Regions from separate parts of the Homo sapiens genome. Here all the other regions are linked to region 3. Evidence: chromatin loops called from intact Hi-C (ENCODE). Cell type or tissue: K562. All regions are shown on one strand. Links, peaks and the distances in the headings refer to the core of each region. The heading gives the core; the rest is flanking DNA. Region 1 overlaps TANK (TRAF family member associated NFKB activator). Region 2 has its middle 27 kb from the start of PSMD14. Region 3 overlaps LOC101929532 (a long non-coding RNA gene).

Region 1 (10,245 bases), core at 1,022-9,021, 900 kb after region 3:
GTACTTACAGAAAGCTAGACAGTATAGTCTACTACACACCTACATTATATGGTATAGCCTATTGTTCTTAGGCTACAAACCTATACAACATGTTACTGTACTGAATACTGCAGGTAACACAATGGTATGTGTGTATTTAAACACTGAAAAGGTACAGTAAAAATATGGCATAAAAGATAAAAAATGGGTATGCCTGTATAGAGCACTTACCGTGAATGGAATTTGCAGGACCGGAGGTTGCTCTGGGTGAGTCAGTGAGTTAATGGTGAGTGAATGTGAAGGCCTAGGATATTACTGTACATCACTGTAGACTTTATGAACACTATACACTTAGGTTACACTAAATTTACAAAAAAAACAAAATGTGCTACAATGTAACAACAGCTACCTACAATGTCACTAGGGTGATATTAACTTTTTTTTTTTTGAGACCGAGCTTCGCTCTTGTTGCCCAGGCTGGATAGAGTGCAATGGCATGATCTTGGCTCACCGCAACCTCTGCCTCCCAGGTTCAAGTGATTCTCCTGCCTCAGCCTCCCGAGTAGCTGGGATTACGGGCATGCGTCACCACGCCCGGCTAATTTTGTATTTTTAGTAGAGACGGGGTTTCTCCATGTTGGTCAGGGTGGTCTCGAACTCCCAACCTCAGGTGATCTGCCCAGCTCAGCCTCCCAAAGTGCTGGTATTACAGGCATGAGCCACTGTGCCTGGGCTGATATGAACTTTTAAGTACCATTATAATCTTATGGGGCCATCATTGTATATGCAATCTGTTGTTGACTGAAAATGTCATTTGGCACATGACTGTATTTCCAAGTATAACTCTGTTTCTTCCCACTAAAGTAGGTTTTTTGAGGTCTTAAACTGTTTTGTTTCCTTCTAACTCCAGACCCTTGCCCAGTGTCTGGCACATAGTATGCCCCTAACAAATGAATTCTGAATGAATCTGTAATCTCTCCCCTACAAAGCCTACTATAATAATCAACATTTACCAGATACTCTATGACTAGGAGTGCTATAGTAATTGTCACCAAGCTTAATTGTTTATCTGGATTTCTTTAGCCTCTGAGGTTCTTAAAGTCCATTAACTCTCGAGTAGTCATTTTCCCTGGCAGTAGACTTGAAAGTGGTAGGAAAGTCTAGGAAACAGTACTGTCTTTGTAGATGACATTTGCTACTTGCAAATAACAAATCAGGAAAACCAACTGTTGAGGTAATCAGATTCTGTAACACCCGAAGAGGAGAGACTTATCAAATGATCTTCACAAGGAGAACAAGGTGAATGCTGGAGAATCTGCTGCTGCTGCTGCTAATGGAAATGACTATTAACATTAATAGCACTTCCACATGGCATGTACTATTATAATAATTGTATGTACATTAATTCATATAATACTCAAAGTAATCCTGAGGCAGGCACTATTATTATCCCCACTTTACATGTGAAGAAACTGGTTGGAGAGGTTAATTCAAAGGCCACACAACTATTATAGTAAGTGGTAGATCTGCCACTGGAACCCAGGCAACCTAACTGTAGATTTGTGCTCTGAACCATTAGGCTAAATTGAACATGTTGGTTTCTATATATAGAGAGAAGTCCCCAAATTGACAGAAATGTGCTTTGAATTATTTTTCTAGCAGTTGATCTATCCCCGCTGTGAACAAAACGAGGAGAAATCAAACAGCTCTAAAAAAACAGATATTTTCTTTCAGCAAAGCTAGCTGGCATAAAACTCAGCCACATTAAAATAATCTGAGTTAATCTGCTCAAGCAGTGAGAGTTAATATCTATTAAAAAAATTTAAACCTTACATTCCTAATGCTACTAGAAATCTAAGCTGAGACAACTTAAAACTCAAATGAGATGCATGAAAGCACTTGTCATCCTGACACCATATTGAGAAACATGATCAGGTGAGCAAATAGCTTTTCTATTTTGTCTATTTTAAGACTACTTAGCTTTGCAAGGAAAAAGTAAAATGGGAAATATTTTTAGATTTCCCAGTTTTAAATACAGGCTATCCATTTAGTTACTTCTCAGTATAATCACGTTGTATATTGACAAAAGAAAAAGACCTCATGGTTGTTTATTACCCTTCTCATGGATGTTTGTTACCCTTAATCCTATATTCTTCCTTCCCAATCTCTACTGAAATTGGACACTCCTTTATGAACCAAACAGTACTTTATTTGAAGCTATGGATAAACATACATTTTATCTTTATCATTTCTTAAGTCTACTGCCATATGTAGATGAGTAGAAAAAACAAAGTAATAATAAATAGGAAATGTAGAATTCTACTAACTCAGTATTTTCAAATGAATCATATCTGGTTATTTAAAAGTAAAAATCAAATTTTAATACAAAATAACATAGGGACAATACACGTACTCTTCCCAGATATATTGTGCAAATCATATTCAAAATAGTTCTTCTATATTTTTATACAGTGTAGCATACATACTTGGAAACCCTGAATAGGCATCTTTTCAAAAAATATTTTTTCCTTTCTCCTTTTGATATACCACTGTCAGAGTATAATATTTATTTTGGTTTCTCTTTGGACCCCAGCAAAACTTCACTAGAGTCTGTAGCACAAAATATTTTGAGAATAATGTACTTATTATTTGTGACACTGTTAATATAAAGCATAAAAATAAGGCATCAGGAAGCAGTTTTAGTGGAGAAGAAATTGAAGTTAAATACTCAGTGTTCTAGCTGACAGACACATACTCAGATTTAGACCTGTGCAATTTAAAAATGGTCAAAGTATTAAGCCATTGATAATGAGATAAGTTTTCTGTGTAACAAAGAATATATCACCATTACAATGCCTTGAAAAGATGTTGATGTTCAAAAAAGCATGTTTATGAATTCTAGGTACTACATCTCCATAGCTAGCATATTTTAAACAGAAATAATTCATTTACTTCAGAGGTACCTAGTTATCTTTAGTCCATACAAAAGATCAATTTCTCATGAAAATGACAAAAATTAAGGTGAAGAAAAGAGTTGTTTTTGGGGAGGTGGGGGAAGGGAGAGAAAGAACCAAATTATGTCTGTCTACAAAGATTATTTTGTTTCTGTAATACCACATTGTGTAACTTTTCTGAAAATAAAATGGTAGTAGTAGCAAAAAGTGAATTTACACTATAAAATGATTTTAAATAGCCTAGATGTAAGAGCTGCAAGAAATGGAAAGTGATCTTTAATTAAAAGGGTGTTAGTCAGCAAGACTGCAACATCTCTCAGAGTGAAAACTGTAAATCACATCCTTTGGGAATTGTCTGCAGAATAGCTCAAATCACAAAGGTAAAGGAGAATTTATCATTATAAATGATCAGTTTACCTTCCTTTTGTTTGCAGAAGTGTTTGGTTGCCAGACCTAATCCCTTAGATTTTGCTATTCATATAGAACTACTGAAGCAAACACCAGGAAGCCAGTCTGGGGTTTTAGGAAAGGGTACAGCATTTACAAAACATACTATAACACATATGTAAAACAAATGTTCCTTCTAAATTATATTTTATACTAAATGTGTATTTTGTGCATTAAACACAACTAGCACTCAGGAAATTTGAGTGCCACGTTTTTATTCTTGAACCAAATGAGTTCAAAGAATTCTTGAGCCCAGGAGTTCAAGGCTGTAGTGCACCATCAGGCCTGTGAATAGCCACTGCACTCCAGTCTGGGCAACATAGCAAGATTCTGTATTGAATTAAAAAAAAAAGAACATTAAAAAAACATCTATCCATAGTGTATGTAATGCACTTTCAGGCAGAATTTACAAACAAACCTGATGTTATAATTTTACTTAGCTCATATAATATGGTAGTGTGGCTTCAAGGTCACTTATTAACATAAAAGTTAATGTTTAATAAGGTCCCCCAAAAAACAACTGAAAACTTTCAGGGATATAGTCTGTATTTATTTTGTATTTTTTTAAGGTGGGATGTCTCATTAAGATAATTAGTAATTATGTCTTTCAATTTAATCTATATAGTACCATATACAACAAAGAGAAAAAAACCAACAATTACACATGTAATACATTACAGAACTTACACAGCATGTACACATTCAAACATACGTGGATGAGGGGTAAATTACAGATGCTACACACTTAATAGGCATTCAGGAATATTTTCACATTCAAAAGGAAATCAATTTCAATCAAGCAAATCAATATTACTGTAAATTAAATTAAATCTTACCAGTTGCAGTGTCTGGTATATTAAGTTTGCTTAAGTGGTCTTTCTGTGCTTTTGCTAGCATGCATATTTTATGAAATTCTTCTTTCAGATCCCAGAAAGTCTTCTCTATATTACCCCTAAAAAAAAAAATCAACATTTTAAAATGTAAAGCTATAACTTCCAAGTTTTTTAAATAATCAAACTTATGTAGTACCATTTTATGTGCCACAAAATAATTATTTAAAAGTAAAAAAAAATTATTTTAAATTCCTAAACAATGTCCCCAAAATCAGCTTGTGTTTGTAGAGGGCCAGGCACAAAGTAAGTGATAAATTAAAAGTTTTAATACATAAATATAGTATAGTCTAGCATATCTACTTATTCATATATACACTAATGTTGGCTGTCTTATTCTCACATTAGAAATTTCAATGCATTGACTTTTGTTCTCTGCAAATATCTTAAATAGAATATTAAATATTCCTCATTTTGGTAAGGTTCACATTAGGAGCCATCCATATAAAGAAATACGACCTTAACACTTGGTCTATTGAAATAGTAGAGCTTTACAGAATTCAAGTTTTAGATTCAGCTCTGCTATTAACTGCATGACTTGTTTAGGTCATCTTTAACATGTAGGATTCTGGGGTTGGTCACTTCCACTTATTCTAAAAGGCTATTTTTTTTGCAATTGTTAAAGCTTAAAAAAAACAAATATAAAATATATTTCAGTATTGATAATTTTTAAGAGTTGAGAAAAAAGGATGTAGAACTACCTTTCATGGAGCAAAGGACTGCCAAGACTCCTTGCTGAAGTTTCTTTTCTAGGAGAAGAAACCTCTTGTCTTCTTACCTTAAACATACAAAATGATTACTATTACTACTTTAAATTGCTCCCAAATTCAAATGAGGTCGAGTAAAGAGAAAACACAAAGGAAATTTTATTTACCTTCCCTACTGAAAAATAACTTGAGACAGCTTATAGACCTATATGTAATATACAATTGATTTTTTTCTTTAAATGAGAAAAATCAAGGAAAAAGGAAAATGAAGAAGGAAAGTCTGAAGAGATGAAATATTTCTGGTAACTTCAATTACTATTTCCGGTACTGGTAATTCAAGAAATTTCTCAAATTCAACTATTGATCAAAATTGCTGCTCTGTTCACCAAGCACCTCATACGCTCAGAAACTTAGGGGGAAAAAAATCTATGTGTCTACTTCTTTTGATATTCAGTAAAAATGGCCTATATATTTAAATCAACGTGTTTGTCTTTTGTTATAGATTCTTTGCTGAAGAATGCAGCTGTATTAAAGGAAGAAAGAAAACCAAGCTACAGCTCCTTATAATTCAACAAGCATTTAAAAGATTTATAAAGATGGTGCAATTATGTATTTAAGCTGCTTCAACACAAGTTCTTGCCTTTCACTCCCACCCTGTGGCTTACACTGGTATTACATCTATTCTGACATTTAAAAATCAACATTAAAGAACATATTGTAATAATGTATTCTATGGTTTAAATATTTAAAAAATTTTACATCATACCTAGAAAGTGTTGTGTACTTTCTAAAGCTTATAAACTGAAAAGGATTTGAAGAATCCTAATACAGAATCATAAGTTATAATTCATCCAAAATTGTATAGTTCTTAAATTTCAAATCCAAACCAGTGGATATCTGTCTTTAGTGACATTTAGATTTTATTCAATTAAGGTCATTGTAGCTATTATAAATGGAAGATTTTACTTCATTGTGTCTTATCACTGAAGTACTTCACTCTTGCTTTTCAAAAGATTTCTTTCAATTTCTTCAGAGTCTTATTTGTTCTCTAAGACAAAGACTTGATTTCAGTTTGTTTTTCTTAAAATTAATATCTTCTCCAATTTATTTCCCAGTTTTTTCTAAATAAATACTTTAAATATATAGAGTATTATTTTTATAGTATCTCAGAATTAGTAAAATAAAATCTTGCCAATACAAACAATTTGTGATTTTATACATTATATTGTCAGACTGAAGTAAAATAAAGATTATTTTGTTGCTGCATATCATGTGTTTGACAAACATTCAGGTCATATATTCTTCTGGATTAAAACTGCTGTATTGAGCATTATAAGGCAGTCACATCAGAAGATATTTTCACATTCACAGTTTGTTTTTAAAAGTGGTAGACAAGGTTTTTCTATGGTGTTTTGTACAATTAGAACACTCAATGGATTTTAGTGTGGACTAGGAAGAAAGGCAACATTTTAAAGCTAGCCAGCCAGTCAGAACACTACAAATACGAAAACAAACTTTTAAAAGATTTTATTATTAAGTCTATATCAACAAAATCAGAGAAGAGGTATATTAAGAAAATACTTATATTTGATAATTTAATATGTCAAACAAATCATAAAATAAGTGATTATATATTAAATGGAATGACCTCCTTATAGTGAGCCAAGATTGTACCACTGCACTCCAGCCTGGGCGACAGAGCAAGACTGTCTCAAAACAACAAAAAACAAAACAAAAAAAAGAGTAATGCCCTGTAGTTTTAGCCTAAAACTGGAGATAGTTACAGAAAGTGGTAAAGATAGTGCTCCAAATTCCAAAGTCCTGACTTTGACATAAACTAGGAATGACTGCTTCTGAGATTAAAGAAGTATTAAAAAACTAATGGGGATGAAGAGGGCTGAAGGAAAAGATAGGAAAAAAATGACAAACCTTTGTCTCGCTTGGTAAATAATTGATGCTAACTTACTTCTGTGATGTTTGGATTTGATAACTAGTGTGGGTGAATTTATCAAGAAAAGATTCCTTTGGTGTATTGGCAGGAGGTAAAGGAGGACTCCTTAAGGAATTCCTATGACGTATCTAAACTAAGGTCTTCAGCTTCTTTGGGGTTAGAAACACAGCTCTGCTTACTATTATTTTTGTTTTTATTCTTATTGAAAAAAGTATTACTGGTTGTACTAGGCAATACACTGCACCTTTTATCATTCATGCCAAATAAAGCTGTTAGTATATTTCAAATGAAAATTCTGAGTTCCCGGTACCCAAGAAAAATCTTCAGAAAGGCACCTCTTAACATGTTACTTGGGGGAAAAAAAAAAAAAAAGTAAACGGTTTTCTGACAGACATTTTGAAGTCGGGTTTATTTAGAATGGGGCATAACATGTTAATGCTATTTTCCATTATAGCAGTCTGATACAACTTTCTGAAAACAATCATTAATTTTTCAAAGGATTTAGGATTAGTATAATCAATGGCAACTTCAACACTTTCCCAGAAACTCAGACTTTTTTGTCAATGCATTATCTTAATAAAGATTAATCAGTTTGTTGAGCATCTCAGAGAGTAAGATAACTTGTATTTTTCTTTCTATTCTCAAATATAATCCAAGTGGGCTCTGTACTGCAGGAAGATGAAGTTGTAACTTCAAATAAGAAAGCAAGGGAATTTTGAACATTATATTTTAGGAGATTTTAAGCATTAAATCATTCAAAAAATGAATTTATTTTGAGGTACTAAAACTTAAAATACTTAACATCATAAACTGTTCCAAGTACTAGTTTGGAAATGCTGAACTTGTGGAATGAATGCTGAAATAAGAGTTTTACACATCATACTTTTCATATACACTTCCAGTATGTCGCTGGGTAAGTCATTCAACTAAATCCATTAAGATAAACACATCTGAAACAGTTGGAAGATGTAAAATGTTTCCTTAAATTTCCTATGTGAATTGGGAGAATTTTGATTTAGTGTAAGTCAATTTAAGCTTCTCCCTAGATGGGTATTATATCAAAAATATATGTTCAAGGGACAGTTGAATATGCAGTGATATTTAAGGAGGAGAAAAAAAAGTGGTTAATATTTCATTAGTCCAAATCAGGCTTTATTATTGATGCAAAAATAATCAAAAATGTTTTTGTTTCCCATTCTAGGATATGTTAGATATCAACCTCTCAAAGAAAGAAATGTACATTTTCCTTAACACCTGCTTTTGTTATAGTTGATACTAAAAGTGAAATTATTTTATTCCTTTTATAAAAAATTGGAAAGATACAGAAAAGAAATAAAAATTGTCATTTGAAACCATATTTTTTCTTAAAAATTTTAAGCAATTAAAGTCAGCAAAATAAAATTGAGTTACAGAATTTTTTTTTCCTTTTTTGAGACAGAGTCTCGCTTTTGTTGTCCTGGCTGGAGTGCAGTGGCGTGATCTTGGCTCACTGCAACCTCCATCTCCTGGGTTCAAGCAATTCTCCTGCCTCAGCCTCCCAAGTAGCTGAGATTACAGGTGCTCGCCACCATGCCCGAGTAATTTTTGTATATTTAGTAGAGACAAGGTTTCAACATGTTGGTCAGGCTGGTTTCGAACTCCTGACCTCAGGCAATCTGCCCACCTCGGCCTCCGAAAGTGCTGGGATTACAGGCGTGAGCCACCGCGCCCAGCTGAGTTATGGAATTTTTAAAGATAATTCTGACTAAACTCTTTAACAAGATGTATATTCTCTCATATGTATGTAAGAAACCTAAACTTTAAAAGGCTTCTATTAAGTAAAGAAGGTTAGTTTTCAATGATACATATTTCACTTAACTCCAGTGTTCATATCAAAGACTCCCTTTAAACTTTAGTTACGATCCTTGCATGCAAAGGAATATTTATTTTTAGCTAGCTTAGGCAACTGAGTGTAGTCAATGTTTTATTTCGTTTCGGGATGAGGCTAAATAGAAATATGCTTTTAAAACAGAAACGAGAATCCTTACTTGGATCAATGTAAACCAAGAAGTAAGCCAAGGTGGGATGGGATGGATTGGTAGAGGGAATATAAACTATGGAATAGGTATAAATGTTAGCTTGATAAAATTCACTACAGAAAAAGGAAAAGTAAGTAGTAGGAAAAAAACTGAAAATAAAGATTCATTTGTCACTTAGATTTTTGAGAACTAAGAATGAAATGTTAAAGGAGGAACTGAGGTTGAATATTTCCTTACCAGTCTACATATACTGAGACAAAAGATGTTATAGTGAAGTCAAGCACTGGATACAGCTGAATCAGGGAGAAAGTGAAAAAAGGGCTGAGACAGAAAAAGATTAAGGTATAAAACAGGACCAAAAAAAAAATTACAAAAAGATATTTGATAAGAATAAACATAAAAGAATAGTACATAAAAGTTTGAGGATAAAAGATAAAAAAATAGAATATTGTATTTAATCTAAAAGAACTTACGGCCATATAAAATCTATGGTTCTCTCACCCTCATTAACATTCCTGAAAATCTAGCAAAGCAAGAGAAACACAAATCCTAGGAGCCTTGTCTGTTCTGTGTGATACAGTGTGCTAGGCAAACCCACTGCCAGTGTGGGAACAACTCCAGGGCAAAATGGGATCCATCCCAGAGTTCTGAAGGAAGTGGCAAGAAAATAAACAATATAAAAATAAAATTAAACACCCTAATTACTTCCAAGTTCTTTATTGGGTTGTGGTTTAACATAACCCATCCCCACAATCTCTACTGATTCAATGCTACAATAAAACATATTGTTCAGAAAAGGTAAAATCCTTTGCCAGTACTGCCACAATTACTGTAATTTCAATTCTATCAAAGTTAATTTGTAGAATGAGATGAATACTTTTCTACTATCTGTCTTCTAAGTCTTTCACTTTGTATTAGGTACCTTTTGCATATATCTTTCTGATTTCTTTAAAGGGAAGAAATATTTAATTGTGGACATGCTTTTTTAATGCAAAATAGAAACTGCATAACTTCAGTGAGCAATTTAATTAAGATTTCTCACACTCCTTTCACTCTTTCCCCAAACACTACATTTAAAATGAACTGATCTGTGCTGTGCATGGTGGTGTGCTCCTGTAATCCCAACTACTAGGGAGGCTGAGAGGGAGGAGTTTGAAACCAGCCTGGGCAACACAGCAAGAACTCATCTCAAAAAAGAAAAAATGAACTGATTTGGAAAAATCCTTTAACTACAAATTTAGTGTTATGCCACTACACCATGAAGAACAGAAGCTATCTTCTTGAAAATAGCTATTATTT
Region 2 (10,245 bases), core at 842-8,841, 840 kb after region 3:
CCAGTTAGGCTACTCAGGGGTCAGGGACGCACTTGAGGAGGCAGTCTGTCTATTCTCAGATCTCAGACTCTGTTCTGGGAGAACCACTACTCTCTTCAAAGCTGTCAGACAGGGACATTTAAGTCTGCAGAAGTTTCTGCTACCTTTTGTTCAGCTATGCCCTGTCCCCAGAGGTGGAGTTTACAGAGGCAGGCAGGCCTCCTTGAGCTGCGGTGGGCTCCACCCAGTTCGAGCTTCTGGGCCACTTTGTTTACCTACTCAAGCCTCAGCAATGGCAGATGCCCCTCCCCCAGCCTCGCTGCCTCCTAGCAGTTGGATCTCAGACTGCTGTGCTAGCAGTGAGTGAGGCTCCTTGGGCATAGGACCCTCCAAGCCATGCGTGGGATATAATCTCCTGGTGTGCTGTTAGGACCGTTGGAAAAGCAGGGTATTAGGGTGGGAGTGTCCCGATTTTCCAGGTAACATCTGTCACGGCTTCCCTTGGCTAGGAAAGGGAATTCCCCAACCCTTTGCACTTCCCTGGTGAGGCGATGCCCTGCCCTTCTCCGTGGGCTGCACCCACTGTCCAACAAGCCCCAGTGAGGTGAACCCGGTGCCTCAGCTAGAAATGCAGAAATCACCCATCTTCTGCGTCACTCAAGCTGGGAGCTGTAGACTGGAGCTGTTCCTATTCAGCCATCTTGGAACCTCCTCCACTTTATTTTATCCTAGATACAAGGTCCCACTCTCTCACCCAGGCTGGAGTGCAGTGGTGCAATCATAGCTCACTGCAGCCTTGGTCTCCTGGGCTCAAGTGATCATTCCACTTCAGCTTCCGGAGTAGCTGAGACTGCAGGTGTGCTCCACCATGCCTGGCTAATTTTGTTTGTTTGTTTGTTTTTGGTATTTTTTGGTAAAGACTGGGGTCATGCTATGTTGCCCAGGATAGTCTCAAACGCCTGGGCTCAAGCAATCCTCCCACCTCAACCTGGCTTGCACTTGAATTTTTAATATGCATATTTAATGTATCAATGTCTAAATTTAATCAGTATCTCTCTCATTTCTGCCTAAGCAGGAAACTTAAGATGCTAAAAACTCCAATAAACTTCTCTTCTATCTTCCATATTATTGTTCTCCAGTTCCATCTTGCTTTTGAAACTCTCATGGTTAATCATTATATTTATTTTTTGTTTGTTTTTTGAGATGGGTCTTGCTCTGTCTCCAGCCTGGAGTGCAGTGGCATGATCTCGGCTCACTGCAACCTCCACCTCTTGGGTTCAAGTGATTCTCCTGCCTCAGCCTCCTGGGTAGCTGGGACTACAGGCACACGCCACCACGCCCAGCTAATTTTTGTATTTTTAGTAGAGATGGCATTTCACCGTGTTAGCCAGGATGGTCTCAATCTCCTGACCTCGTGATCCGCCCGCCTTGGCCTCCCAGAGTGCTGGGATTGCAGGCGTGAGCTACCACTCCCGGCCATTATATTGATTTTTTCAGTCAATGTTAGACTTACACACATGATTACTGATTTCTTTGCTCACCATTGTTTCTTGCATATGGACTTTATTGCCTTCTTATTGAAATACGTCATTTATTAGTGCTTTCAGTGAAAATCAGTGAATAGTAAACTTCTGTTGACTTTGAAAATATATTTTCTCTCACTCTTGTATGATAATTTAACTAGCTACTACATTCTAGGTTATTGGTTATTTTCCCTCAGAATATTAAAAATATTGTTCTGTTGTTTTCAGTCATTTATTTTTGCTATTTTTTTTGTAGGTACTCCATTTTTTTTGGTTGTTGATTTCATGGTAGTTTTTTTGTTTGTTTTTACTTTTGAGATTTTTGCCTTTGAATTTAGTATTTGGAGTTTCATTTTGATATAGGTATATCTAGCAATATATTCATTTTAATTTAATTTTTCAGATTTCGGTGCCCTTCTTCAGTTTGAGGAATTCAAGTATTTCATCAATTTCAAAAAAAAAAAAAAAAAAATTCTCAGCCATCTTCTTTTCTTTGCTTCCCCCCACTTCTCTCCACTCCTTTCATCTGTAACTAGTATTAGAGATACACGGTTGGCCCTTGCTCAGTGGGAGTGGAAAGGATTAGGAGTACTGAGCCCTGTGCAGTCTAAAATCTGTGTATAGCTTTTGACTCTCCCCAAATTTAGCTATTAATAGCCTGTTCTTGACCAGAAGCCTTACCTATAACATAAACAGTCAATTAACACATATTTTGTATGTCATATGTATTTTTTTAAAGATGGAGTTTTGCTCTTTCATTCAGGCTGTAGTGCAGTGGTGTGATCATACTTCACTGCAGCCTTGAACTTCTGGCCTTAGCAATCTTCCTGCCTCAGTCTCCTGAGAAGCTGGAACTAAAGTCGCAAGCCACCTTACCCAGTTGATAAATAATCTTTTGTTTGTTAAACTGCTAAGATTTTTGAGTTGTTTGTTATGCAACATAAGCCTAGCCTCTCCAAGGCTTGCTTAGTGTCCCCCTTTTCTAAAATATTGCTTAGTATCCCCCTTTTCTAAAATATTCTTGCTGGGACTCTGACTGGGAGCCTTCTATCCCTCAGAATCCCTGTAGGAAATAGATATGTATTTAAAAGACAGTTTAATGAAGACTTCATTAAGAGATGTGGGAAAGTTTAAAGGAACTCAACAAGGGAAAGTGTTAGGAAGGAATTAGGTTCCTTGAATGGTAGGAAGCCATTACTACCCGTAGACTTAAAAGGGCAAAGGAAGTAGTTGTTACCAGGACCTGAGAGGAAATCCATAGCCACAGGCTCTGGGCCATCTGACAGAAACTATGGCCTTAGTGGAATCCAGACATTCTCAAGCTGAGACCTGGCAGGGAGAGAGCCAGAAAAATGAATACACTAATTCAAGCTTGTCCAATCTGCAGCCAGGAGGGCTGCACACAGCCCATGGCAGCTTTGAATGTAGCCCAACACAAACTCACAAACTTTCTTAAAACTTTTGTGATTTTTTTTTTTTTTTAGCTCATTAGCTATCATTAGTTTTAGTGTATTTTATATGTGGCCCAAGACAATTCTTCTTCCAGTGTGGCCCAGAGAAGCCAAAAAATTGGACACCCCTGTGCTAATTTCCTTCTTTTCCTGCTCCCTTACTTCCTGCAATTAGCCAAAGCCAACCAGAAGCCAGAAGGCAAGGAAGTCTTTAGAGGCCAGCCTTTCTGGGTAGAGAGCAGAGTGGGGAAGGTGAAGAACAAATGTAGAGGGGCCAACAGAAAAAACATCCAGTGCAAGCCTCATCAAGTCTTGACATATCATGCTCTAGAAAATTAACTCAACAAATGACATCTAAGGAGGAATTTCATGGCCCAACCACACTTGACAATCACTTTGAAAGTTATAAGGATTAGGAAAAATGCACTGATTTTAGGGGACCATGCTGGGATATTAAATCAATTTAGGGGACCATGTGTGTCTTCCCTAAGATTAGTTAAAAATTACTTTAGAATTAGTTAAAATTAAAACTTTAAAAATAAAAACAGGAAATGGGTATGTTTACATCTGAACTGAATAAAATTTAAAAATAAGATGATCAATGCATTTTATCTTTAAAATCGTGTTCCTACCGTCGCCGTAAGTTGTAATTTTGGACATCCAGCAAACTTCCCACTCTAGTTTATTGTGAGCTCTTTCAGTACAGAAACCTAATCTTAAAACCCTAGTATCTTGCTCGGTTCTCAAGAAGTAGAGTAAATGAATGAATGAATGTTAACCACAAAAAGATTCTGCAGGATGGATAGTGAAGGAATTTATTTCATAGGTTACTTGAACAGAGTTTATATCTGTGCTGTAACAACGCAGCCCTGTTTTGAAGGATGCACACAATTGTTGGAAGCGGGAACAGAAGTTTATTCTAGCGTGCCCCCCTCCCCTTGTTGTTTTTGTTTTTCTTTTAAGAATAATCGGTGAACTCAAATGAGTGAGTTATGTCATTATAGAGGTAAATTTATTTCTGCTATAAGTTTTTGAAAAATTATTTGCAAACTTTGCTGCTCTTTTCGTTTCTTTCTTTCTTTTTTTTTTTTTTTGACAGAGTCTCACTGTCACCCAGGTTAGAGTGCAGTGGCATGATCTCAGCTCACTGCATCTTCCACCTCCCGGGTTCAAGCAATTCTCTTGTGTCAGCCTCCCGCGTAGCTGGGACTACAGTACAGACGCCCGCCACCACACCCAGCTAATTTTTGTATTTTTAGTAGAGATGGGGTTCACATCAGCAGTGTCACTGCCAGGAAGGAGGGTCATGCTAGCCATGTCACCGGTAGTGTGGCCCGCAGGGACGCCGACATGCTGGAGTGTAGTGCCAGCATGGGCTCTGGCAGCCACGTGGGCCAGCAGGAGGGTCCCGCTGCATAGCTGTGGGGTGAGGATAGACTGGGCGGTGATATCGGCCATTACAGGGGCCTCTTCTGCTGGCAAGAGTGTGACAGTAGCAAGTGGATGGACAGGCCTGTGTGTGAGGATGGAATGCAGGAGGGGCTTTTCTGCGGCTGGGTGTGGGGCCCTCACCAGAAATGTGGAGAAATGGCCAGGTAGCTGCATCATGTTGGCTGGTAGATTGGCCAGGGCTTCGAACTGAAGGACAATAACGGGGAGTAGCTGTCAGGCCCTGGGAGTGTCTGAGTGTAAGTGGAGATGGGTTTGGGGTCACTGAGGGATGCGTGGGAGCCATCCCTGTATAGATACAGGTCATAGGGAGATAGTCTCGTGAGGCCTGTGAGTGTCCAGGGTTCCCCTGTGTGCCTGGGGCTGACTGTGGCAGAAATCTGGGGAAGGCTGGAGAGAAGCTGGGAGACACAGGAGAGTCCCTGAGGCCTGGGGGTGAAGAGTTGAAAGACATAGGGGAGGAGCACCGTGAGGCTCGTGAGTTTGTAGGTGATTCCTGGGTGTGGAGGGCTGACTCCAGCTGAAATCTGGGGTTGTTTGGAGAGTAGCTGGGAGACACAGGAGACTCCCCGAGAGCTGGGGGTGAGCTGCTGGGTGATGGCAGTAGGAACATGTGGTATATTATTGATGAACGTGGTGACTCTGAAGAATCCTCAGAGGAGGACACGGGAGAGCCCAATGGCTTCATTGATTGCCCATCACGGAGAGGACAGGGAAATGGGAGCTTGTGGGATACTGGTGATGACAGAGGTGAGTGTGGTGAAGCCCTAGGGGATGGTGAATGGTAGCTCCGGATCCCTGGTGAGGAGCTTCCTCTTAAGTCTGAGTATCTGAGAGGGGAGAGGGAGAAGCTGGGTGAGGCTAGCATGGATCTTGGGGAGTCCGGGCTGGGGGACCGTTCATAAGAAGAGCCAGACAAGACCCTACTGTTCTTAGGTGCAGACATGATTAGGAAACCTGCAGCTCCCAGGGACCCCCACTAATTTTCTAACCCGCAGAATGAAGGAGTGTGTGTGTGTGTGTGTGTGTGTGTGTGTGTGTGTGTGTGTTTGTGTGTGTGGTGTGAGGTATGTGCTCCTTAAGAAAATGGAAATAAGCCAACCAATGAGACAGACAGACAGACAGACAGAGATTCACTTGCCCAAGTGTTCTGTCCTGTCCTCTGAATCCGCTTCCAAGTCGCAAGACGCTGTGAGCTCCAAGTCCACGCAGAGTCCGCCAAACGCTCCGGCCGCTGCTCCGCTCTGCGAAGATCTGAGTACAGGCCTGCCAGGGTGGGTTTAAATAGCCTCGGGCGCAGCCTCGCAGCAGAAAGGGCGGAGCTTCACTCCTCCTTTCCACCAGTCACCCCCAACTTTCCCAGGCTACACCTCGTAGGAAACTGTTCTCCTGATTGGATTTCATGCGCCACCTTTGGGACAATCTAAGACCTTACAAGTTTTCTTGGCCAAATATATTATGAATTAAATGCACTGAAACACTGAAAACCAACTAGTGGTTCTGTGGTTCCCACGTTGTGGTTTTGACACCAGCAGCATCCTTGCAACCCTCAAACCCCGGAGATCCACAGATCTGTGTTGTAACAAGCCCTCCCCCTGACCCTGATGCATGGCAGTTTAAGAATTACCCGTGTAAGCGAAAAGACTTTGAAGAAGAGGTGGAGATATGCGTTGTATAAACATTCTTTTGCTCTGGAACCCCGTAGAGACTTGGGAGCCAGTTGGGTGGAGCATTCGTTGGATGAGGGTGCTCAGGTTAGGAATATCAAGGTGTGGCTCCAGATAATTCAATCATCTAATTAAGTTTCCTGTTATGCTAATCTGTTTTAAAATTCCGTTTGTGTAAATTCTTTTACTCAGACTGAGAATGGCAAAGCCTCAACCCCAATTTCCAGGGAGAGTTGAGAGCCTCAGGTTGAGCTGATCACCAATAGCCTATGGTTTAACCCATCATGCCTATAGAATGAGGTCTCCATAAAAACCCAAAAGGACTGGGTTTAGAGAGCTTCTGGATAACACTTCCTGGAAGGCAGTGCGCCCCTCCCCACGTGCCGGGCCCAAAATTTTTTTCTGAATTTTTTTCAGAAAAATACAATGGGAAATGTCAGTGTTTCCCTGCGTGCTGTGAGCTCTTCCAGCAAATGAATGCAACTAAAACTGGGAGTGGTGGAAACCTGATTTATAGCCAGTTGCTGAGAAGCACAGGTAAAACAACGTAGGGCTTCCCATTGTTATTAGTGTGGGAGGCCAGTCTTGCGGGACTCGGCCCTTTGGAATCTAATGCTGTGTCCCGGTAGATAGCGTCACCGTTGAATTCGAAGACACACATATGTTGGGAATAATTTTTCTGGTCATTTGCTGCATGTCTTATTTACAATACGTAATCAAATTCTTTATCCTGACCTTATGGCACCTGGGTTGAGAACCATGATTTGAACCAAAAATTGGTCTGTCACTTTCTGAGTTTGAAACTTTGTTTTGCCGTTAGCGTTTTGCTATTGCTTTCTCGTTTTCTTTTGTTTCGTTTTGTTTCTAAGTTCTGGGGTATATGTGCAGGATGTGCAGATTTGTTACTAAGGTAAACGTGTGCCATGGTGGTTTGCTGCACCTGTCAACCCAACACCTAGGTATTAAGCCCAGCATGCAGTAGCTGTTTTTCTTAACGCTCTGCCTCCCAAAAGGCCCCAGTATGTGTTGTTCCCCTTCCTGTGTCCATGTGATCCCATTTTTCAGCTCCCATTATAAGTGAGAATGTGGCGTTTGGTTTTGTTTTCCTGGATTAGTTTGCTGAGGATAATGACTTCACATCACCAGTGTTTTTGTTTTTTATTATAAAGAGTAGTATTTTATTGAATAAGATTTACTCACAGAAAAATAAGCTTTAATCTACAATGAATGCCAGACTCTACAGCAGAAAGCAATTTTCTCAGTTTTCCACACACAAAGGTTCCTACTAAGTGAAAAAAGCCATAAAATTTCATTCACAAATGTACTACTCTGTCTCAAAACATTTCACATAATCATGCACTGTACTAATACCATTAGATCAGTTCTTCAGTCAGGTTAAAGTATCCCTCTAATAACTGATTTTTATAATGCTATCAATATCCACGCCCTATCAGTCTGCCATTGTTAATGGTGTACAGCATTATTGAATACAATGGAATTGATGAAGCCCATATCCACGGACAAACCGTGACTTATGATGGTTTGGTTTATGATTTTTCAACGTTATGATGGGTTTATTGGAATATTAGATGCGTTTCTGAGTTACACTGGGTTTATGAGCATGCGACCCTATACTCCAGAAACAGCTGTATAAAGAAAAACAGGTGTGCCTAATTAAAATATACTTAGTGACCTGGGATAAACCAATAGATGCTTACAACTGATGGAGAACCATGAAAGAGAGATAGCGGTAAATAATTACAATAACACAATTTTCCAGCACCTGTCGAGGATTCCCCAAAAAGACGCAGAACGTAGGATGCACCTAAGGCACATGAAAGAGAGAGGGCAGAAGGAGTAAGAGAGAAATAGGAAGGAAGGAAGGAAGGAAGGAAGGAAGGAAGGAAGGAAGGAAGGAAGGAAGGAAGGAGAAAACACCCAGTGTTACTAAAACCCCAAAAAAATGGTTTCCCCCTGTGGGTAAGGCTGCAATGTGGATGAATCTTGAAAATATTGTGCTAAAAGTGTTATGTCAGTCATCAAAGCTCACGTATTATGCAATTCCGTTTATAGGAAATGTCCACAATATGGAAATCTATGCATATGGGGTTGATCGCTCTATGCAGTTGTTACCTAGGGCTGAGGGTCAGGGAGAGGGTTTGAGACAGAATGAGGAGTGACTAATGTTCACAGGGTTTTTCTCTGGTCGGGGGTGATAAAACGTTCTAAAATGGATTGTGAATTAAAATTGAATGTGCACAACCACAAGCATAGTAAAAGCCCTTTCTTCTCTTTTATTTTTGTTTGTTTTTTAGAGATGAGATCTGTGTTGCCCAGGCTGGAGTGCAGTGGCATGGGCGGGATCATAGCTCACTGCAGCTTTGAACTCCTGAGCTCAAGCAACTCCCCTGACTCATCCTAGCTGCAATTCTGTAGCTAGGACTACAGGTGTGCACCACCACCCCTTGCAAATTTTTTATTTTTGTTTTTATTTTGTAGAGATAGGGTCTCACTATGTTTCCTAGGCTGGTCTCGAACTCCTGGCCTCAAGCGATCCTGTAGCCTCAGTCTCCTAAATTGTTGGGATTACAGGCATGAGCCACCATTCCTGGCCTCTTATATTTTATTATTATTATTTTGAGACAAAGCCTTACACTGTCACCCAGGCTGGAGTGCAGTCGCGGGATCACGATTCACTGCGGCCTCAAACTCCTGGGCTCAAACAATCCCACCTCACCCTCCAGAGTAGCTGGGACTACAGGCGTGTGCCACCACACCTGGCTAATTTTTTGTTTATGTTTTACAGAGATGAGTTCTCTCTATGTAGCTCAGGCTGCTCTTGAACTCCTGGACTTAAGTGATCCACCCTCCTCAGCCTCCCAAAGTGCTGGGATTACAGGCCTAAGCCACAGGCCCATCCACTTCTTGGCCTCTTTTATATCTTTAACCAGTGAAGATTTAAGATCAAATACTGTTTATTCTCTATTAGTAACATACTACTTTTGGCAAATCTCACAACCATGGAACACCAACCAATCAATTTCAACATGGAGGTTAAGAACAACTGCTCTCCAGCTTGGGCACATAGCCAGATCTTGTCTCTGACTTAAAAAAAAAAAAAAAAGCAAGGAGCAGTGGCTCACATCTGTAATCCCAGCACATTGGGAGGCCAAGGTGGGAGGATCACTTGAGCCCAGGAGTTTGAGGCCAGCCTGGGCAACATGGCAAAACCCTGTCCCTACCAAAAATACAAAAATTAGCTGGATGTGGTAGCACATGTCTGTAGTCTTAGCCACCCTGGAGGCTGAGGTGAGAGGATGGCTTGAGCCAAGGAGGCAGAGGTTGCAGTGAGCTGAGATGGTGCTACTGCACTCCAGCCTGAGTGATAGAATCACACGCTGTCTCACAACAAATAAATAAATAGCCAGTGTGGTGGCCTATACCTGCAGTCCCAGCTGTTCAGGAGGCTGAGGCAGGAGATCGAGGCTGCAGTGAGCTGTGATCACACCACTGCACTCCAGCCTGGGCAGCAGAGCAACACCCTGTCTCAAAAAAAAAAAAGAAAAGAAAGAAAGAGAAAGAGAGGGAGGGAGGGAAAGAGAGAGAGGGAGGGAGGGAAAGAAAGAAGAAAGAAAGAGAAGAGAGAGAGAGAAAGAAAGAAGAAAGGGAAAGAAAGAGAACAACAGCTCTGCGGCTTACATAATTTACATTGTTAAAATATTAAGTGTGAAGTATGCAAACATGAGAGCCCATGTGCTTAGTTTATAAGACGTAGGAAAAGATTTTGAATGATCAGTTATGTCTGTGTTCTGCTGAAGAAAACTATAATCTAATTCTTGTGACAGGACCTACTGTCATTTATGATAAGAATCTATTTATAAAACATTTACCTAGAGATAGTTTTTTTTCTCGTTTTATTTTATTTTTCTAAGACAAGGGCCATATTCAGGTAGAATTACTTACTTTAAATACTTTTAAGGGTGGATAAAGAGGGATTGGTTAATGGGTGCAAAAAATGCAGTTACGTACTAGAAATGAGATCTAGTGTTAGGTGGCACACTAGATTGTTATTGTTAACTATAGTAGCCATAGTTAACAATCATTACTTTGGTTAGCAATAATTTATTATATATTTCAAAATAACTAGAGGAATGGATGTTGAATGTTCCCAAATAA
Region 3 (10,245 bases), core at 1,588-9,587:
TCATCAGAGAAATGCAGATCAAAACTACAATGAGATATAATTTCACCCCAGTTAAAATGGCTTTTATCCAAAAGACAGACAATAACAAATGCTAGAGAGGATATAGAGAAAAGAGACCCTTGTACACTGTTGGTGGAAATGTAAATTAGTACAAGCACTATGGAGAACAGTTTGGAGGTTCCTTAAGAAACTAAAAATAGAGCTACCATATGATCCAGCTATCTCACTGATGGGTACATACTCAAAAGAAGGGAAATGAGTATATCAAAGAGATTCTGCCCTCCCATGTTTATTGCAGCACTGTTCACAATTGCCAAGATTTGGAAGCAACCTGTGTCCATCAACAGATGAATGGATAAAGGAAATGTGGTACATGTACACAGGGTACTATTCAGCCATAAAAACGAATGAGATCCTGTCATTTGCAACAATATGGATAGAACTGGAGGTCATTATGTTAAGTAAAATAAACCAGGCACAGAAAGACAAACTTCACATGTTCTTATTTGTGTGTGCTGAAAATTAAAAGAATTGAACTCATGGAGATAGAGAGTAAAAGGAAGGTTATCAGAGGCTGGGAAGGGCAGTGGAGGAATGAGAGGGGAAGTGGGTTACTGGGTACAAAAAAAAATAGAAAGAATGAATAAGACCTAGTAATTGAGAGTGCAACAGAGTTACTATAGTCGAAAATAATTTAACTGCACATTTTAAAATAGCTAAAAGAGTATAATTGAATTGCTTGCAGTACAAAGGATAAATGCTTGAGGTGACAGATATCTCATTTACCCTAATGTGTATCAAAATATCTCGTGTACCCCATAAATATACACACCTATAATATACCCACAAAATTAATTTTTTTAAAAAAGATGAAGGCTTGAATTAAGAAACCAAGAGTGAGCAGGAGGAGGTAAGTGAAACTACTATTTTTTTTTTTTTTTGAGACAGGGTCTTACTCTGTTGTTGCCCAGGCTGGAGTTCAATGGCACAATCTTGGCTCACTGCAACCTCCACCTCCCAGGCTCAAGCCATCCCCAACCTCAGTCTCCCAAGTAGCTGGGAATATAGGTGCACGCCACCATGCCCAGCTAATTTTTCTATTTAATGTAGAGACGAGGTCTCACTATGTTGCCCAAGCTGTTCTTGAACTCCTGGGCTCAAGCAATCCTCCCATCTCAGCCTCCTAAAGTGCTGAGATTCTGTGCCTGACCTAGAATTACTTCTTTTAAGGTAATGAAGATGACATGGATAAAAGAAAGCAGTATAGAGTTACATCCTAGATTTCTGGCTTGACATCTAAATTATGCCATTCACTGAAAGGCAAAAACAGGTCAAAGAGTGAGTTTTAGAGGCTAGAGGGGAAATAGGAGGTTTAGCTTGGGACACATAAAAGATGCCAAGTGGACATCTACTCCCACTCCCATCCCACAAGAACCCAAGTTTTTGTGAGACAAGTTTCATGGTCTCACAAAGGAATGATGCGGCAGATTGAATTATAGTGCATTAAGAAGAGACAAGTAAGTAAGGGATGCAGATAACAGTGTAGATCATTGTGGTCTTTTAAGATCTGCCAGGAGGTACAGGATGGAGAGAAGCTGTCAGATTTATATATCAGGGACATAGGTGAAGCAGTGTGGTTGGAAGAGAGGCAGAAATTGAAGCTGTATCTGCATAGTGTTTACTATGATACTAAGAAAATGTACTAATTGTTCAGTAAAAAGGGAGAGGGAGAGGACTAGTTAGCAGAACCAAGGGATAGTTGTTGGCTGATTAAATATTTGCTGGTCAGTTTAAAATGAGATGACTTGAAAACAAATGTATATATCCTCCCAGCCTCAGCAGACCACATGGAAAGCGTAGCTGGAAAAGGTTAGTATTAAAAATAAAGTTGCACTCTCCTCTCTTCCAAACAGAGAGAACCGAGAAAAGGAAGAGGATCATGGAAGTAAAATAGCATCCCTCCTTGTCTCACATGTCAAATTATGTAGGCAACAGAATTCAACTGAAGAATGACACGATGTCAGAAACTTTCATAGGACAGAAGAATTTAAAGCATACTTTGCTGAAAACTAATTCAGAAGTTTTGCTCCTTAGAAATGATATTTCCCCAGGGAAAGTATAGGTTCCTGCCAAGACAGAGAGAGCTTTTGCTTTCCCAACTAATGTTTTTGAGTGATCCCTCTCACTTTTCAACAATTATAATTTTGGTTTGGGTGTTTGAAATCATTTCAATCTGACATCTGGAATAATTACATAGCATTTCTAGGAAACCAGCTTTTTTTTCCCAAGAAAATTACATATAGTAACACATCTTCCTTGAAAATTCAATGCTTCAGATTCTTCACAATTTTGTACTCCACTAGAGAAAGTGAGCACAGCACAGTGGCAGGTCATCATGGTAGAGAGAGGATAGACTTTAAAATCAAGCAGGCTGGAGCTTGACTGTCAGCTCCATTAGCAACTAGCTGCACTGCTGCACTGCTCCAAGCCCCAGTAAAATGGGGCTCCGATAATAATCTCTGCCTTGTGGTTTTGTTGTCACGCTTAAGTGAGATAGCACATTCCAAGCTCAAATATGTGGTACATAGAACCTGTTCAATAAATGGAATCCTCTAGTACATAAATTACTTTAAAACAGTTGATAAGAAGTTAAGGTTATCAATAGTCTAGTAAATAACCACTCATTTTGATGTGGCTTTGGATGATGAGAACACAGTATCAAGAAACCTCTATAAATCAAAAAATGCTCTGTTGAATAAGACCATGACGTTCAAGACAAGCACAGATTATTATATTAGTAAATTGTATGTTTCTTATTGCTGCTGTAACAAATCACCACAAACTTAGCTGCTTAAAACAACACAAATGTATTGCTTTACATCTCCGCAAATCAGAAGCCCAAACAGGTTTCAATGAGCTACTATCAAGGTGTGGGCAGGTCAGGGCCATGCTTCTCCATGGGAGTTCCAGGGGAAAGTCCGTTTCCTTGCCTTTTCCAGCTCCTGCGGCTGCATTGCTTGGCTTGTGGCTCCTTCCTCCATCCTCAAAGCCCATCACTCTCATCTCTGCGGCCATCTTTTCTCTCCTACCCAGATCCTCCGGGCCTCTGTTTGATAAGGACCCCTGTGATTACATTGGGCCCACCTGAATAATTCTGGATACTCTCCCCATCTCAAGGTCCTTACTCATATCTGCAAAGTCCCTTTTGCCAGGCAAGGTAACATATTCACAGTCCTGGGGACCAGGACACGGACATCTTTGGGGTGGGGGAGCATTACTCAGTCTATCAAAAAAACAAAGGCGAATTACACAGATATGACATGTAGAAAGTAGCAGTTTGACAGTAAAAGGCTTGAAGTTTATTGTGGAACCTAATCTACACCACAAACAAAAAGGAAGTGCTGTGATCTAAACAGCAAATATGATACTGGAGTAAGAAAAGATGAAAGCTTTGCTGTTTATTTACAGCTGATTAGGACTTGAGGAGAGCTGCTATTACTAGTTTTATATAATGAGCTATGGGACAGACTCTAAGGAGAAAAAGTATAAATTACAAAAGTAATTGAGGAGGAAAAAAATAAGTCTTCTGAAAAAAATTAAGGAATTGCAACTGCATAGCTTGGGAGGGGAAAAATAGCATAAATCCTAATAATTAATTGCTAGGGTACAGGTGTGGGCCAGAGATAATTAGCAGGAAAGGTTGATCATGTGTTCTCCATGTTCACAGAGAGCTGACAAAAAGAGGAAATGAGCCAAACTGCAGTGAGGAGCTGGGCTTTTAAAAAAGGAAGTTCTTGACCATGAAGATCAGACTACCAAGGGAAGCTGTGTAATCTCCATCCTTAAAGAGCTTTAAAAATAGTATAAACAGCCATCTGCACAAGATGATTTATGCATTGACCTTCAGGAGGCGGGCCCAGATCATCTCATGAAGTCCCTTCCAAGTGTGGGATTCTATGATTTAATCAGTATGTGATTTTTCTCAGCTCTACATTTTGTGAGATAACCAGCAGATGGAAGCCACAAATTCCCCAACATCATACCAAAATCATGGTTCCTCACACTGGTAGGGCCCAGTCAAGCTTGCCAAATTGGCATCCGTTGTAAAAATCATTGAAGGACCCACCTCAAACATTTATTTATCTCCTTGTGGGTGTCTGGACCACCCATGTCCACAAAATGCAGATAATCTTTATATCGATTCATGTGCATTTCGCTCTGATTTAGCATAAGAGAAAGTTGCATACATTAAAAGCATTTGTCTGGTTGTGAAGCCTGAGACAGCAGCTCTCAAAAATATTATTAGAGATTTACAGACCCTAGTCTAAGCAGAAATGAGGCTGATTGGACACTTTCCTGAAAAAAAGTTTACAGCACACTTGGGCCTCAGTTGTTCTCACTTAGATAAGAGACATGGTTCTCTGTATATATTCGTTTGTTTATTGAACAAATATTTGGGCGCAAACTGTATTCTAGGTAAAGTATAAAGCATTGGGGCGGGGGGTACAACAGTGAGGCAAATACTGTTCTTCCCTCACAGAGCTTAGTGTCTCCTCCAAATAAACAGGCCATTTTGATGCCAAGCAATAAAAGCTACAACACAGTTACGAACAAGGTGCTATGGGATAGCATATGAAGAGCAAACAACCCAGTCTTAGGGGTCCTAAGAGGACTTTGGGAGGAAATAATGCCTAAGCTGGGATCTGAAGGATGATTCAGTGCTTCTGGGGGAGGAAGAGTGGTGGAGAAGTATTTCATGGAGAGGGAACGGTGTGGTGAGAAGCTGGTAGAATGCAGCAGTGTGGAAAGTGAGAAGCATTGGAATGTGGCTGGAGCATGGAGGACAGACAGGGAGGAGGGAGGGGGGCTGGGAGAAGGGAGAAAGCAAGGGCAAGTCAGAGATGAGGCTTCAGAGGTCATGAGAGGCCTCAAAAGCCATGCTAAAGAATTTGCACTTGATGTGCAGGTAATGAGCAGCTGTTGAATGATACAGATCAGATTTGTCCTTTCAAAATATTTATTAGCACACTTTTAAATGTAGAGGACAGAAAAACATTTACATTTGCTTCAGCAAAAGGAAAGGCTTATCTGAGGAATACTGGGAATCCAAGGAATCCAAGGAGTAACTGAGCATCCAAAAAGAGCAAAGCAACAGAGCTAGGGAGGGGGAGCACAGTGGTGCTGCCTCATTCATCGCCCGCTGCTGCTTCTTTGGGCTTCTTCCTCTCCACTTGCTCTTTCTGTTTCTCCAGCTTACACTAATGGACACCCAAAGCTTCTGAATTTTAAGCTCCCAGTCTTGACAATCCAGAGACAGACTGGCCCAATTCTCTTGTTTCCAAATTCAAAATTCCAAGGAAGAAGACGTATAGGCCCAGCTTTAGTCTAGGAGCTCATCTCTGGACCAAGGAGCTGGGGCCAGGAAGCTCTGTGCATTCCAACGGGGCAGCTGCTGCTGCAGCCACTGAATGGGAAGGAGAGTGCGTTCCCAGAGATGGAAGGCAGGGCTGCTTTCTAGATTAGCCACGCATCCTTGCAGCAGCCTCCATGGACTGATGGATGGGAAGACTGGAGGCACAGACCCAGTGTGGAGATGGCTGCGTGTGTATAGCTTGTGCCTGAGGCCAGTTGGGAGATGTGCAGTCTCCACTGAGACCAAGAACTACCCAACTGCACTGGCCACTGGCCCAGGGCAAGCTCTGGCTCTCCATTAGTCCCCATGGGCCAGAGGACAGGTTGCTCCCCTGGTGTTCTTTATTCAAAACTATAACTGCTGGCAGGCTCTGCTCTCATGTATGAATTTCCAATCAGCATGCTTTTACTCAAATTGTTCTTTTGTTTCATTGTGTTACTAAAAAAAAGTCTGACAGGTTGGCATGCTTGTTTATGTGAATGTCTGGAACTGCAATTTCTTGTATGTTCATGCAGGATCACTATATAGGCTACCGTTTATAATATTCTCGGAAACAGTCAGTATTTAAAAATATTTTCTTAAATTAGTGCTGAAGTGTGAGATGTAAACCTTTTTATTAATGAATAATTTACCTCCCTTCAATTCTCCATCAGGTTTAAATTTCTGCCATTAGACTCTACATAGAACAGTATGTATGCAATTACACGTTTAACCACTAGATGGCACCATACATCTTTTATTCTAATTATCTCAATAACTTAAATGGGATTTGCGTTTTTGTTTTTGTTTATTGCTTTCCACAGAGTTAATGATATTTTCGCACTGGTTATTGAACATTCATTAGTGTCACTACTTATTTGTGATACTGCCTTTAACCATATACTAAATTTTTAAGTGTGCTAGACAATATTTCCTAGGAATTTCTTTCCTTTATCTGTCAATCCTTACTATAAAACCACGCTGTTTTAATTATTTTTGTTTTACAATACCTTCTAAAACCTGCTGTCACCAGTATTCATCTTCAATTATGTTTTTGTTTTCAAAATATTTTTTATCCATTAATTTATCCAAATGAAATTTAGGTTTATTTAATCAGTTTTTTTAAAAAAATTCTACAATGGCACTTGTATTGGAATTGCTAATAAATTTAAAAATAGCAATAACAATAGATATAAGTCAATTTGGAAGGAAGTTCCAACTTTGCAGTATTTATTTCCTTCAGCAAAATGAATGCTTTGAAACAGTGATGTAGACAACTGCATATACATAGTTTTTGGCGTGTGTGTGTGTGTGTGTGTGTGTGTGTGTGCATGTGCAGAATAAAGTAATATATAGAGATATAGAGAGAAGCATATTCAAACATACATTATAAAAGATGAAAAAAATGGAGGGGATATTTTCACATCTAACTAACTATAGGTAGATTGGCTAAATTTATTATTATATAATTCAAATGGGATATTTTGCTCCATTAAACATAATGATTTCAAATGATATATACAGCATGGTAACATATTTGTTTAAAAAATAGAGACAGAAGAAAACGGGTAGTAAGCTAACTTATTCTCTCTGAGAGGTAAAATTATAACTAACTCCTAGTCACTTAATGCTTTTCAGAATTTTTTACATTTTCTATACTGACATGTATTACTTTCATAATCAAAAAAGAAAGGCAAACTTCTAAGCCTTTAAAACAGTTGAGCTTTATGGAAATTTCAAAGATATACCATTTTCTTATACAGATTGATTTATTGCTCAATTTTTCATAACAATTACTAATTCAATAAATACATCTAGTGATATTCAAAGTAAGGAGAACTTCCATAGCTAGGAGAGAAACTTTATGACCTGTGCATGTCCCCTGCTAGAGCCTCAGGGAGTTGATATTATAACATGTTGCAGGTCACAGTGGTTAGAAGTGTTTATGCAGGACCCTTCACCTCCACTTCTCTCGATATGTCCAACCTCTCAGGCTTCCCAGTCTTCGCCTTCTAGTAAGTGACAAAAATCAGAGCTTCTCAAACTTTCTGGTCTCCAGGCCCCTCTTAAAAATTGGCTATCCCCAAAGGACTTTTGTTTATCCAGGCTATATCGATTAACATTTAACATATCCAAAATTAAACAGAAAGTCCTAAATATTCATTTTATTGATTTAAGTTAAAAGAATAGTTCCATTACAAGTTAACATAAATAATACTTTTTATGAAAAAGACTGTGTATTCCAAAACAGGAAAAATAACAAGAAAAATGCCATTGTTTTACATGACTTAATAGAAGACAGGTGGATTCTCATGTTTGCTTCTGTACTCAGTGTTTATTATCATATTTTGCTATCATAAGTTATCTAGCCTCTGGAAAACTTCACTGTACACTCCCAAGACGAAAAGAGCAAAAACAGCAAATGACATCTTAGTATCATTAGGAGAATAGTTATGACCTGAAAAAAGGTCTTAGGGAACCCCAGGGGTTCCCAAACCACACTTTGAAACTAATTACTGAGCTGGATTAAACTAACTGAATTATCATCACTCCACATTCTTTCCTTTTTTTCTTTCTTCTCTAATATTCACGAGCTCAATTAAAACTGAAAAAAAATAATGGCGAGAATAAGAACACTAGCATGAAACAATGGTCCCTCATTACCCACTTGCTTGTGTGGAATGACCAGCAAGGTCTTTTTTTTTTTTGAGACGGAGTCTCTCTCTGTCGCCCAGGCTGGAGTGCAGTGGCGCGATCTCGGCTCACTGCAAGCTCCGCCTCCCGGGTTCACGCCATTCTCCTGCCTCAGCCTCCTGAGTAAGCTGGGGATGCAGGCGCCCGCCACCATGCCCGGCTAATTTTTTTGTATTTTTATTAGAAACAGGATTTCACCGTGTTAGCCAGGATGGTCTCCTGACCTCGTGATCCGCCCGCTTCAGCCTCCCAAAGTGCTGGGATTACAGGCATGAGCCACTGAGCCCAGCCTGACCAGAACATTTTAAGCCAGATCTGTATGCATTCTGGAAGTGACTGGGTTTGTTGAGGTCATCTCTACCCTCGTGCCACCATATATCACCAGCACTTCCTGGTTACTGCTTGTTAATCTTTGGAGATAATTAACTTATGTTTCACTTTGTCTACCTCTAATTCTCTCCTACTTATTAGTGAGTTCAGTATCCCTATAGCAGATCCTTTCCAATGTCTGTTCTCTCAGTTCCTTGGCCTCCCCACTTCTAGAGATATTGTTCTCCTCTTTACCTTGGCCACTTATTCCCATGGATAAACAATTGTACTTTTACCATAACTGCAAACCCTCCATAACATCAATTTTAAGCAGCTTACTATTCTGGTCAATAACTGCTATTTTTCAACTCATTTCCTGAACCCCAATTCCAATAGTCCCCCAACCTCACAAACAACTACAATCTGCCTGGAACTCTCTTCCCTAATTAGTCACTTGGCTCAATCCATCCTGCCGTCTTCAGTCTATTGATCCTGCTGGTTTTCCTTGCAGCCTCACTTACTTCCTCATTATCTTGCTTAAATTTCATGGTCACTCATTATAATCACTCCCTTAAATTTGCCCCCAACTTCTCTGCCTTACTTTTGTTCATCAAACTCTCTTGGATAAAGCCAAACCCTAGTTAAATTTGACATTCTGCCTACACTGTGACTACACTCACACAAATGAATATATCTAGAGAAAAATCCACTAACGACATCAATATAGATTCATGATCATTAACATTACCAGGGCGATTAACACTGCCTAGCAATTGTACTGTATTTCCCTAGATAATTTACTGTTCTACTCTCCTATGTGGTTATTTCTTACCTTCTCTCTTCTCAGATTCCAACACCTCCTCCCCCATCCTCATTCCCAGCTTATGGCTTTGCTTCCTGTGTAACTAAGAAAACTGAAGCCATCAGAAGACACCCTCCATGTCCTCCCCTGATGCATGTGTGTACACATGTTCCAACTCTCTTCCTGCGATATAGTTGAGCCATCCCCATTTCTGAAGGCCAGCCCCTCCAGTACAGCCCTGGATCCCCTCTGCTCTAACCTACTCAAGTCATTGTTCCAGCCATTTTCTTCTCTCCTCTCTCATCAGTGTATCCTCTCTTTTTTGTCTGTATTGTCTGGTAAAACCTTTCATCATCCTATTGTCTTTGTAGCTAATGCCCATTCTTTTCCTTACCTTAAGAAAAAAAAGTAACAAAACAAAACACAGCTCTTTGAAAAAGCTGTTTATCATTGCCTCTAATTTAGCTGTTCCTGCTCTCTGTTGAACCTACTCTAATTGAAATTTATTTCATTTTTTCCCCCAATTTGCTCCTATCAAGCTCACCAGTAACTTCCACATTGCTAAATCCAGTGCTCAATTCTCAGGCTTCATCTTCCTTGAAAAGAATTTGACATTTGACAGAATTTTTCACTCTCTCCCTCTTAGAAACTCTCCTCACCTGGCTTCCAGAATATGTTGCTGTCTTGGGTTTCCTCTGTGTGACAGCTATGAAGGAAGAAAAGAGCAGAGTGTTGGTTGGAATTGCACAGGTCTCCGTATTCATTAGGAGATTAGGTCAGAAAGAAAAGCAGTTGAAGAGAGAAGGCTCAGGTGGCTCACTTGGGACTGAAAGAGAGCGAGAAAATGACCTTTGCATGACGTGACAGGAAGACATTGAGCCTGATAAGATCATCTCAGTGAGCAGATGGATATTGACATTCAGCACATCAGGTCCTGAAGATCAAGGATCTAAGCAAAAAGCCAAGAGATGCAGCAATGACAGGGAAGGGTAAAGATAAGGGTAATAATATCAAAAATCCCAACTTCAGCGTGGTAACCAGATTGTAC

The links. A loop is a pair of places that touch in the nucleus more often than their neighbours do. Peaks named below come from ENCODE experiments on the same cell type or tissue, not always from the same donor. Only the 100,000 strongest peaks of a DNase experiment are listed, where the experiment ranks them.
Region 1: a loop joins it to region 3, with 7 times the contacts of the local background. A loop is called at or near these places in 12 of 110 quality-filtered maps.
Region 2: a loop joins it to region 3, with 8 times the contacts of the local background. A loop is called at or near these places in 2 of 110 quality-filtered maps.

Annotation. Positions count from the first base shown.
Region 1 is chr2:161,218,718-161,228,962 of GRCh38, reverse strand. It overlaps TANK (TRAF family member associated NFKB activator), which reads right to left. Exons shown (of 8, transcript NM_001199135.3): 5 at 4,972-5,048; 6 at 4,217-4,332. PSMD14-DT (PSMD14 divergent transcript) reads left to right here. Exons shown (of 4, transcript NR_110593.1): 4 at 5,480-5,705. Among named protein-coding and RNA genes, the nearest start is that of LINC01806, 21 kb to the left of the region's middle. In K562, for the core only: a CTCF peak has its summit at 5,635; a DNase peak (open chromatin) is centred at 5,622.
Region 2 is chr2:161,276,645-161,286,889 of GRCh38, reverse strand. No RefSeq gene overlaps it. Among named protein-coding and RNA genes, the nearest start is that of PSMD14, 27 kb to the left of the region's middle. RefSeq lists silencers at 4,318-4,612, 6,458-6,752 and enhancers at 4,419-4,919, 7,209-7,844, 7,845-8,481. In K562, for the core only: a CTCF peak has its summit at 5,812; a DNase peak (open chromatin) is centred at 8,129; H3K27me3 peaks cover 566 bases.
Region 3 is chr2:162,119,891-162,130,135 of GRCh38, reverse strand. All of the region lies in intron 1 of LOC101929532 (a long non-coding RNA gene), which reads right to left. Among named protein-coding and RNA genes, the nearest start is that of GCG, 27 kb to the left of the region's middle. In K562, for the core only: a CTCF peak has its summit at 6,125 (motif pointing right); a DNase peak (open chromatin) is centred at 6,095.